Linked DNA regions of Mus musculus: region 1 is linked to region 2. Evidence: chromatin contacts called from ENCODE Hi-C or POLR2A ChIA-PET data. All regions are on one chromosome and are shown on one strand. Each heading gives the region's core, a stretch centred on a gene start or an enhancer-like site at or near the end of the contact. The rest is flanking DNA. Distances are from core to core; before and after follow the strand shown.

Region 1 (5,240 bases), core at 1,985-4,484, 36 kb after region 2:
TCCTCACTAGAGAATTCTGTTACACTTTAGGTCAGCCAGCCAGTCTCTCCTCAACAAGCAAGGACTCTGGATAGCAGCAAAGGATGGAATCATGAGACCAAGTGAATGGAGATGTGAGCTTGAGTGGTTAAAGGAATCCATTTTAACTATCAGGCTCCCCTTACATACTGTCTGCTGAGATCTTTCCCCCTGGAGGATTCATGCTTATCTGAAGCTCTGGCAAAGCCTCAGAAGTGTTTACAGAAGCCTCCTGTGGGGCCGGGCCCATTCGCAGGTTGCTTTTCTGTTATAGTTACCATTTTAAAATGTTACTATGTAACTATTTTCCAGACCCCCACCCCCACCCCCTAACCACATAATCACAGATTCCAAGCTACCACAGAAGAAATTTACGGTGATAGAGGGCTTGTCTAGTATGCTCAAGACGCTGGTTATGATCTCAGGACATCCACCCCTACCCCAACCTCCACACAAAATAAGCCAAGAAATGCACATCGTGCAGTATGATCATCCTTGAAGGACCAGAGATAGCCGAAGCCCCTGACACTGCTGAGCATCACTAGCCGGGCATCATTCAGATCTCTAGCAAAGACCAGATTCTCCTCTTTCTCTCCTGCTATGGAGGTGCTTTAGACAGAGCTTTCCATGCCTTCGCTCCTTGCTCAACAATCAAGATGACTGTCTCCATTGACACACAATCAGTCCCCATGCCTGGAGCTGTCACAAGAAAATAGAAGTGGGACTAAGGGACTGAAAGTTCCTATCTCCAAGTTCAAAATGAAAGCAAAAGCAAGCCAGAGCTCCTGAACAGCATCAACTAAACACAGGCACGGGAAAGGCATTCCAGATTAAAAAGCAAACGCATTTCCTCTTGGTATCATTGTCAAATTCAGAACAAGTCAGCCCCCACCCAGTTCCAGAGACAATGATGAAATTTTTCCACTAAACTGTCAGCCATGGGAAACTTGTCCAGCACTGGAAAACAAGTTTAGCCACACTCCAATATCCCTTGTTCCTTTCTTCAGAAAAGTTAAGTGACATGTCACATTTTGGTAGCCCTGAGTCACATCTGGTAGAGAGGTCTCTGTCCTGCAGTAAACATGTTGTGATGAGACAGACAGAGATAAACAGGCAAGTGCTCTGTGAGTCTCCCCGTGCTTGCATAAGCTTGGATCCACACTGCCTGGGCTATATAGAAGTGTGTGTGTGTGTGTGTGTGTGTGTGTGTGTGTGTGTGTAAGGGTCCTCAATTCTCAATTCCTCCTCAGGACGGCTCAGCGGTTAACATATTGTAGTCAAGTGCAGTGCTATCGCTCTATCTGCCCCTGTTCAAAATGAATGTCATCAAAAAAGATGACACAGGAGGGTACAGACAAGGAGCCTTGGGCAGCTTTATAGACACAGAAACTACAGCCCCCTTAGCACAGCCAGCAGAGGGAGGTCGAAAGGTCACCCCCTGTTCCTCTCGGCAGCATTAAAGGGACTTACCATCTCAGTTAAAACAAAAAACATGTCACTTGGGGGAGGGAGTGACACTTCTTGGAGCCTGAGGGAATCACAAGCTTTGTGAAGAAAGCCTAGGTGTTCAACTAGTCCATCATTACACATAAGGTGGGTGGAAAGAGGTCAGGTTTGCAAAACTTCCACAAAAATTTAAAAGTCCCACAAGGAGTGAGTGGGCTCTCTTCCCCAAGGGACAACACACACACACACACACACACACACACACATAAAGCACACATGCACTCACCTGGCTTCCTGACTTTGAGCTGCTCAGACCAAAGAAGGAATGTCATTAGCTTATTCTAGTGAGCTCCTCCGGGGCCCACAGCCATTTGGACAAGGCTTTAACCTAACGGGAGGCCTTTCTGCTCCCCTATCCCAGACCCTGCACCCTTTCCGGAGAAAATTTCCAAGGCATCAATCCCCAAGGCATTTAAGTTCCTTCCGGGAGCTGACATCTCTCTCAGCCCAGTTGTGAGCTGGCCTAAGGAGCCTGAGCTGGCAGTCCCGATGGTAACTCCAGCAAAGGCGCATTATTTATCCTGGCTGCTGCTGTAATTGATACAGAGATGTATTCAATACAGCTCGCCAATAGTCTGGAAGACCTCGGGCTGGAAAATAAACAGCTCCATGTGAACGGTCCTTTCCAATTCTGGTTCTAGCTGCCGGCTCAGCATGTGTGCAACTTGAACCGAGGCCCCAATCAGCCCAGGCTCTGCCCTGCCACCTGTCAGTTCTCCACCCTGGGGGTTGGTTCAGGAGGCAGAGAGGGATCTCCAAGCACTAGCTTAACCTCTGGCTCCACCTAACGGCAAGACATCTACACCCCCCTTTCATAGATGGACAAACTGAGCTTCGTTCAGGAAGATGCTCAAAAAAAAAAAAAAAAAAAAAAATCCGCACTCGGAGGAGGCTAATTGGCATAGGAAGGTAACGGTCACCTATTTAGCTTCCCAAGCTACAATCTTCTTCTCTAGCCTTCCTACAGAAGGGAGAGTACTGTGAACTTTCTAAGTTAGCATCTTAGATCTCGCCAGCCCTTTGTCTGCAAAATAGGGTTTCACACACGTTCTTCAAACAATCTCAGATGAGTGAGTCATTAGAACGTTTGCTGAATAATGAAGAACACAGAGGACTGAGATGGAGCTGATAGACAGGAACAAATGGTGCCTAGCTTCCCCCTCCGAACCTAGCCGAACATCATTCATCCTCTCTGACCTTTGCGAGCTTCCCCATCACTTTTATTCGGTTAAGACACTTCTGCGAGGGGTGGGGGAAGCTACGTGGCGGGCTGGGCTTGCCTGGAGACGGTCTGCGCTCACCTTTAAATCAGGAGGCTTGCTTCGGGGACCCGGGTTGGGTGCCACCGCAGCGCCAGCATCTGAAGTTGGCCCGCCAGCGGAGTTAGCACTCGAGGCCTCCCCATGCCGGAGGTCCGCGCCTGGCAGAAGGCAAGCAGCGTCTTCCATCCCAGCCCCATCCTCCTCGCCCTGCTGTTGCTGCAGCTCGTCCGATTTGCACCTCTTCATGGTGTAAGTGGGTCGGCAAGGGGAATCTGTCCTTCTAGCGTGCTATCTTGGGGAGAGACCGCACCCCCCTCTTGCACTCAAAAGACCTGGGGTTTAAATTATGGACGAGGGGAGTAGGCAGATCACGAGTTCTTGAATTTAAGAAATTATCTTTTTAAAGGAGGATGAGGGAGGGGCGAAGAGGGGGAGCCTTAGGATAGTTCATTCCGACCTGGGGAGCGGAGGCAGGTCGCGGGCGAAGCCGGGCTGCAGCGGTCCTTAGGCAGTCACTGGCGCGGGAGGGGGGCCGCTCCCGACCCCCAAACTTTCTGCCTCAGGGCCCCGCAGGGCGGCGGGGAGCTGGACCACACCGCGCATCCCCGCCCGCAGGCCGGACTGCTGGGCCAGGCAGGGCACGCGGGAGCCGGCCGGGCGGGTCCCATAGGGCCGCCCTGGGCACCCGGCCCCGCCGCCGCCCGCCGCCCGCCGCCGCCCCGCATGGGCCTGCCTCCTCCCGCCCCGCGCCCCGCTCCTCGTCAGCAGCCGCGCAAGGCTGCGGCCACAGCCCGCCGCGAGCGCGGCCTACCCCGCCCGGGCCTCCGCCCGCCAGCGCCAGGGCGAGGCGAGCGCAGATGGCGCCGCCCGCCAATGGGAAGGCCGGAGGGCTGCGCAACGGCGCGCGGACACCGCTGTAGGCTTGGTTGCACCGCGCGTCCCCCGGGAGGGTCTGGAGGGCTGAGGCTGTGTTGGAGCTCAGCTCTGTGCCGGCTTTGGAGCCACCTCTCCCAGGCTAGGCCTTCACGATCACCCCGCCCATTCGCTTTGTTGGGGGACACATTAAGTGTTTATCATCACTCCCCTAACTCTGCACCTTATATTATATGCATCCCTTCAGTTAGAGACAAGCTAGTCCCTTCTAGAATAGGTGGTTTGGGTCGCAAACCCATGCCTACCTTCATAGCTACAAAAGCAAAGGAGAGGGACTGTTCTGCTACATCCCCTCTTTCTCTGTTTTAAATACACATCTCATAAGAACGCAGGCTTTATGTTTAGAAACTCAGTGCCCAAATACATGCTCACCAGAAGCAGCTTTTTAAAAGGAATGGGTATTAATGGTAGGTATTAATGATATGTACTGAAGACTGGAAAAAGAATGTTACATTTGCCCCATACTATTGCTAAGCAGTTTGGAAGATGAGAGCAGATGGAGCTACCAAAAAATGGAGAGTAGTAGTATTCTACTCTATTAATTCCTATTCGTTCTGCAAACTGTATGCCTTCTTTGGCATGGATGGGTTGCCCTTATTCAGCATCCAGTAGTTCTTAAGGCATAGACTGGACCCTGCATCATCACCATCGTAGTCATCATCATCATCACCACCACCAGGGAACCAGACAGAAATACGAATTCCTGGATACAACTAAATCAGAAGTCATGGACCCAAAGATCCATGTTTCACAAGCCCGTCGGGTAATTCTCACACAAGGTAACATCTGAGAAACACAGGCCTGGGCTACTGTAAAAGGCTGCGCCTCCCCCTGTGAGTCACAGAGCTTTCTCTGAAGGATTTTACAGTTTGCCAGTCTCTTTCACACTCACCAAACCCTTCTTGCCTCACTTCGGTCCCACTAGTCTGTGAGTTTCCTAACTCTGTTAAGCCTTTCCCCCATTCCAGTCCCTTATTTTGATGTGTATCCTAAAAGAGACCAAGTTGTTAAGAATTTACTCTATTCAGGGAGCCACTTTCTAAACTAAGCTGCTCTGTTTTTAGAAGATGGGAATTTAGAATGGGCTGGGAATGCAAAAACACTCTACCTCCCCACCCCATATCCACTACACGGTATCAGGCACAGTTTGGGAATGCAAAGCTATAAGCCTTTTGGATTTTCAATGTTGAGGAATGGCAGAGTGCCAGAGCCAGAGCAGATCGTGGGCAGGGACTAGACAAGCTGGGGGGGGGGCGTGGAGAGCAGATTCCCTCGGTACATGGTACAAAGGAGAGAAACACACTGCTCTCTGCCTGGGCTGAGAGAGGAACGTGTAGAGGCCCCTAAAGCATGAGCAAGTCTTGGGTGGCAATGGGTTTGGAACACACAGTGGGCCCTTCTTGACTCCAAGCTAAAGAAGAGCAGAAGGGGTTCTTCGAGAATCCTTCAAGAATGGGGCTGGAGATATGGCTCAGCAGTTAAGAGCACTGGGCTCTCCTCCAGAGGTCCTGGGTTCGAAAT
Region 2 (5,592 bases), core at 948-3,447:
AGCTGGGGGATTGATGTGAGGAAGTGGCCTTTCTGTAGCCAAGACAGGGTCTGGCCACCGCATTTACTGGCCTTTGGCTTCTATCCAGTGAGTTGAAATTCCCATAAGGGTAAGGAAAGAGGCAACCACGAAGCTTCAGATGAGATGCTTAACGGGGTACAGAGCCAGGATCCCCAAAGGCAGACTGGGGAAGAGCCTTGGGGTACTTTTGGAACAAGAGTCAACTTGATAAGTCCTTCCTGTAGGCAGGGATGTGGCAGAAGTGACCTTTTCAGCAGTGATGGGCCCAGGCCACTTCATCCAGACGGTCACTCGGCGAACTATGTCAGGGCTGGGTTGTCAGCGTGGGAGTGCTCTCCTGGAGGCTCTGTGTATAAGAGGGAGTGCTGCTGTCCCCACCCAGACTGCCCTTCTGGCTGCTTGGGTGACTCAGGACTTACCAACACGTCTGGATATGCTGTGCAAGCCCCACCTCCTCTCCTCCCTTGACACCATCCCAGCAGGTCTTGGGGCCCATGGCCTCTTCCCATGTTCATCTGAGAGTTGTCAATAAGCTTTCAAGCCACTTCACTCTGGCTGCTTCCTTGTCTAGCCCTGGTGGCAAATCAGAGTCCCTGTTGGAGTCCTAGATGGGTAGGAAATCTCCTGGAAATAGCTCCCGAGGGGGTCATTTTGGGGCACTGTGGGACCACACCCACTCCTGACACCTCTGTGCCTTGCCAAATCCTACTCGATGGGCAATGTAGACATCATTTCCTCTCAAGTGTAGGGGCTGACAGTCTTGACTCAAATCCACACACCTTGACTTTGGAACTCACTCTCTTTCCTAGACACCACACCTGCTAGAGGAGGGAGGGCCCCGCACAGATACATTTGCAGGGCTTTGATGTCGGCTCAGGACAGGTGGGTCTCATCTTCTAGGAAGCCAAGCTTCTGCTGATTAGACTGAGGGGAGAGACTTAGACAAATCAGCAGGCTCTTAGTCTGGAGGAAAAGGCTCCTGGGTCTTCAGGTCAGAGGTGTTGCCAGTGTCACCCTGTGTGTCTTTACAGAGTCCACCTCAGTTCCTCCAAGGAGTTCTGGACCTGCCACCCGGCGTTAGTGTTGAGGTGGAGTGGTCATTCTTTGGGTTATTTCTCTACGTTCCAGGGAGTGTGCCATCAAGTTTAGGCATGCGATGTCTCACATGTCTCCTGTTACCACACCTGTGTACCAGAGACACCATTCTTACTGGCCGATGTGAGACAACAGCTGGGTGCGACAGGTCTAAGGCTAGTGGCAGTGTTGACTTTGAGCCCAGATCCGGGATTGACTGCAGGGCCTGCCTCTGCAGGAGAGGTTAGCCTGCCTGAAAGATCTGGTTATAGCTCCCCTTCCTCTTCCCGTGGTCCCAGTGTCTCCTCCCTGCCCTCACTCGGCAGCACAGACAAATCAGCTGTACCCCACACTAGGCCTGGGCTGCCTTTTGGGTTTGCAGAGCTTGCACTTGCTGCAGCTTTGTGACCCAAGAGGTTATCGAGTGGGCTGGCTCTGCAGCTACCTGCCCAGGAGAGAGAAGGCACCAAGTCTTTTTATCTGCCCCCACCCAAAGAGACCCAGGTAGTGGGTGTCTACCAGTCTGACTAAGCTCTCTAGTACCCTGGGGGTGAGACCTGCACTTGTGGGATAGATGCTCTGGGAAGGGCCTGCCTCTAGGTCTTGTAGTCTGAAGGAGGCAGACTACGAGTGGTAACCCTGACTCAATGTCTCACTCTCTGGACCTCAGGGAAGAGAAAGAAGTGGGGGATAACTCACCCTTCTTAAAAAAAAAAGAGGGAACACAAACAGACACAAACAGGGGAGCCTCCCTGAGCCCCAGGATGGCAGGGTTCTGTTAGGTGTCCCATTGTCTCCTGGCTGAGGGAAGTAAGCCAGTGCTTTCTTTGACAAAGATGCAGCTTGGGGGCCTGCACCTCCCTTAGGCTGTTTGCTTTGCAGCCTCAGAACTGACCAAGAATGACCTCTGCTTCCTCCCTGCTCCCTTTCGGTGTGGGCCGCAGCTGGCAGTGGCATTCAGAGCCAATTCTGGGAAGGCATCTGACCTTGGAAGGAATGTAGGAAATGTCTAGCCAGGAGCAGCCACCCCCTACCTGTGGCCCAAGAATGTGGGCTCTGGGCCACCTGTGGCCCCCAAGAGAGGTGCACATAGACACGTGGTTGGAAAAGAAAGGGGGTACAAGATCCAAGACTGGAATAGCTGGAAGGCTGTCTGGCAACACTCCTACGTAACAGAGGGCAAACTCTTGTGGTGGCAGCACTGTGCCCTCTCCGGTCTCTGGGTCCCCTGGAGCCTGAGGCCACAGACGCAGCTGCAATGTTTGCTTGTCAGACTCACAGGGCCCTGGGATACCAGCACAGAATTGACATGCACAGTGGCCACCTCCAGCCTGCTTTCCCGATGGGGAAACTGAGGCCCAGAGAAAGGCTGGGAGTTAATTACAGGGCACTAGTTATGTGCTGAGACCAAAGGTTGTTTTTTTTTTTTTTTTTTTTTTTTTTGGTTTATTTTTGTTCTGCTTTATCATAGCTCCTCTTGCTGCCTTCTCCTGCAAAGGGCCTACTGCAAATATCCACAAAGGTCCTGCTGGGAAGTGCTTTGGGGCTGTTAGGGGTAGGTGCTACAACCACAGGGCAGGCACTAAGTGCTAGGCCTCCACACCATACTTGGAAAGCTGGTACTCCCTGCCTCAGCTGAACAAGTGTAACAAAGCCAAGCTAAAGCCAGTAGCCTTGTGAGGACTTCGTCTTGAGAGAGGTTTTGGAGCACGGACTCTGCTGACCCCTTGTGGCTACAACTGGTCACAGCATCTATGGGCGCTTCTCCATTTCCCTTCTGGGAAGTGCTCCAACAAAGCTGGGGCTGGATGGATTGATAGGCATATCATTTAAGTTGCTCAGAGCAAGGCAGGTGAGTGTGTGTGTGTGTGTGTGTGTGTGTGTGTGTGTGTGTGTGTGTGTGTTCCTCATTCAGTATGGAAGACAACATCTGGCCAGCAGATGATACCCAGAATGCTTCAGTGTGGGGAGAAATCCTGTGATTTTTCAGAGACAGTGTAATCAGCAGACCTCAGACAGGATGGTTTGAAAACATAAAGGATATTTATTTCTTAGGAAGGTCCACCACAGCTGGCAGGCACTGCTTCTCCTGCTTCATGGATTCCTCTCTCCTGTTCTAAGAAATCCCCACTGTGCTTGGAAAGGCCCTCGGGGAGGCTGGGCTGTGCAGAATCGAACACAACACTCCAGAGCCTTAAGGAAATGACAAATATCCTCTTCCTCACAAACACACATATAAAATAAATAGATATATATATATAAAAGAGGCCATGCCCCTCCTGCCCATTTGCTGGGACAGCTTGGGAGAGCGGGCTGCATGGCCACACGCCCCTTCTTCCAGCCAGGACACCAGAGGATACATGGTCTGGAGTATGATGAACCAAGAATAAGTCCTGGCTTCAAAAGGAGGATGGGCAGGGTCCTCTCTCTGGAGCCCAGCTGGGCAGAAGTGAGGGAAGGGTGGGTACAAATAAATAAATAAGTAAATAAATAAATAGAACTCAACGTGATCCCAGAGGTCTAAGGGTTTGGGCTGGAGGCTCAGGGCCCTTGGGGCCTGTTTTTTTTTCAGAAAAACAGCACACCCGGTGACAGGCAGAAAGATGAGCAGAAAAAATACAAACCCAAAGTTACACCCCACAGCCTCCAGAAACCAGTCTCAAACCAGCTCAAGTGGAAGGAGAAGCAGGAGGAGGGGAGGCTGAGCTCCCAGTGGCTGTGCCAAGCCTGCCCTCTGGCCCCAAGGCTGGGGACCCTCCCCTTTCTGCACTCTCTAGGCTCAGCAGGGCCTCCCACTGGCTTTTATCCAGACCATCTCCATGGGAGGAAACTGTGGCTGCCTCCAGGATGGGCTCTTCCCTAGGGAAACTGAGACTGGCCTTCTATCTTAGTGGCTTACATGACTAGAGCATCCTCTTGTCAACCCAGAAAAGTCCCATGTGGCTGCAAAATAATTCAAATAATGCAGCCCTGGTGTCTCCCCACTGCTCCATTTGGCTGAGAGTGTCCCTGCTCCCTCCAGCCCAGAGCACCCTCTCTGAAACCTTCAGGCCGAAAGGGAGATGGTGTCAGACAGAAGCAGTGAAAAGAAGGGACAGTTAGGGGCCAAACAGGTCACATGACAGACCCCGAGGGACGCAGGAGCCCCGGGCCCTCCTGGAGATGCCTGTGGCTAGTGGGATCCGGAGAGCACAGGGTGGGGCGGCAGCCGCTCAGCTGGGCAGCAGCACATGCTCCAGGAGGTAGGTGAGGGAGGCCCAGTGCTTCCACAGTAGGAAGAGGACGAGGAGCAGGAGGGCGGTGCTGGTGATCCGGAGGCGCGTCTTCATGAGGGGGGTGATGAAGTTGGCAATGGTGGACACAAACACCAGCAGCACGGCCATGAGTGCCAGGATCACGTTGATGAACTTGCCCAGCAGGGCGCGCGCGTTGGCGTTCTCCACACCTTCTAACTGCACCACTTGCTGCTGCTGCTGCTGCAGTTCCAGCTTGGTGACTCGGGTCAGGCAGGACTCCACGGCCTCCTGTGGGGACAGAGGGTGGATGTGGAAGCCCAGGGTGGCTGAGACTAGACTGAGCCCAGTCCACCTGTGCTGATTCCAGTAGGGCTTCAGTGTGGCCTCAGGGGTAAGCTTGGAAGCTTGCTTTCTGCATGGCAATGTTAGGGTAGTGAACTTTTTTTTTTTTTTTTGGTTTTTTGAGACAGGGTTTCTCTGTATAGCCTTGGCTGTCCTGGAGCTCACTTTATAGATCAGGCTGGCCTCGATCTCAGAAATCTGCCTGCCTCTGCCTCCCAAGTGCTGGGATTAAAGGCGTACGCCACCATGCCCGGCTGGTAGTGAACTTTTAAAGTGTGTGTGTGTGTGTGTGTGTGTGTGTGTGTGTGTCTACTGTAAAGAAATAAGTCACTGGTGGGATTGCTGGACTCTGAGCTATATCTGAGTTACAAGATTTTGGGGGTCAGGAATAGTCTGACCCCCAAATCTCTCTGCCTCACCATGTGACACAGTCCCTGCCCTGGGGAGGCTATAGCTGTGAGGTCCTTACCAGCTGTAAGGAGAGGATGACTCCACACTCCAGTGAGAGCTGGGCAGACCTTTTCTCTTTACAAATTATCCAACCTCATGCATCTTGCTACTGTACCAAGAAGGTGGTAGCACATGGCCCCTCTTCACAGCCAAGGGCACAGCTAGGACTGGGAACAGAACTCTAATGAAGACTGTTTGAGGAGGATCTAAGGAAATGGAAGTCTTGCTTACTGATCCCAGCTCCATATTGAGGCAAGGAAATGCCTGGAAATAACAATTATTCATTTGTAAACCTGTCACCAAAAAGATGTGGCAAATGAAGGTGGCCTTTACCCACTGGTTTGCCTTTATATAGTGCACACACTTGGGCGAAGACTTACGTTGCTCTTATCTCTACCCCACGAACACTCCCCTCTTTGGCTTCCTGTACCAATTGGCCCCATGGATATGTTTCTGCTCGTCGTGTTCC

Evidence for each region. A loop is a pair of places that touch in the nucleus more often than their neighbours do. ChIA-PET counts read pairs that join two places held with the same protein, here RNA polymerase II (POLR2A).
Region 1: a map of heart shows a loop between it and region 2 (1.9-fold over the local background). The contact joins the promoter of Tmcc2 here to the enhancer-like site in region 2. A Hi-C loop is called at or near these places in 10 of 37 maps with a recorded cell type or tissue (gastrocnemius, heart and left cerebral cortex). POLR2A ChIA-PET finds 5 or more read pairs at or near these places in 2 of 5 experiments (Patski and embryonic stem cell).

The regions. Positions count from the first base shown.
Region 1 is chr1:132,388,152-132,393,391 of GRCm38, forward strand. Tmcc2 (transmembrane and coiled-coil domains 2) reads right to left here and starts at 3,235. Exons shown (of 5, transcript NM_178874.3): 1 at 2,826-3,235. The coding sequence starts at 3,032.
Region 2 is chr1:132,353,199-132,358,790 of GRCm38, forward strand. Tmcc2 (transmembrane and coiled-coil domains 2) reads right to left here. Exons shown (of 5, transcript NM_178874.3): 5 at 3,117-4,619. The coding sequence ends at 4,308. Among named protein-coding and RNA genes, the nearest start is that of F730311O21Rik, 14 kb to the left of the region's middle. Within about 2 kb of position 2,198, at least 2 of the 3 ENCODE cell types and tissues checked have a DNase peak (open chromatin) inside an H3K27ac peak, as active enhancers do; they include gastrocnemius and heart, where a contact is called at or near this core.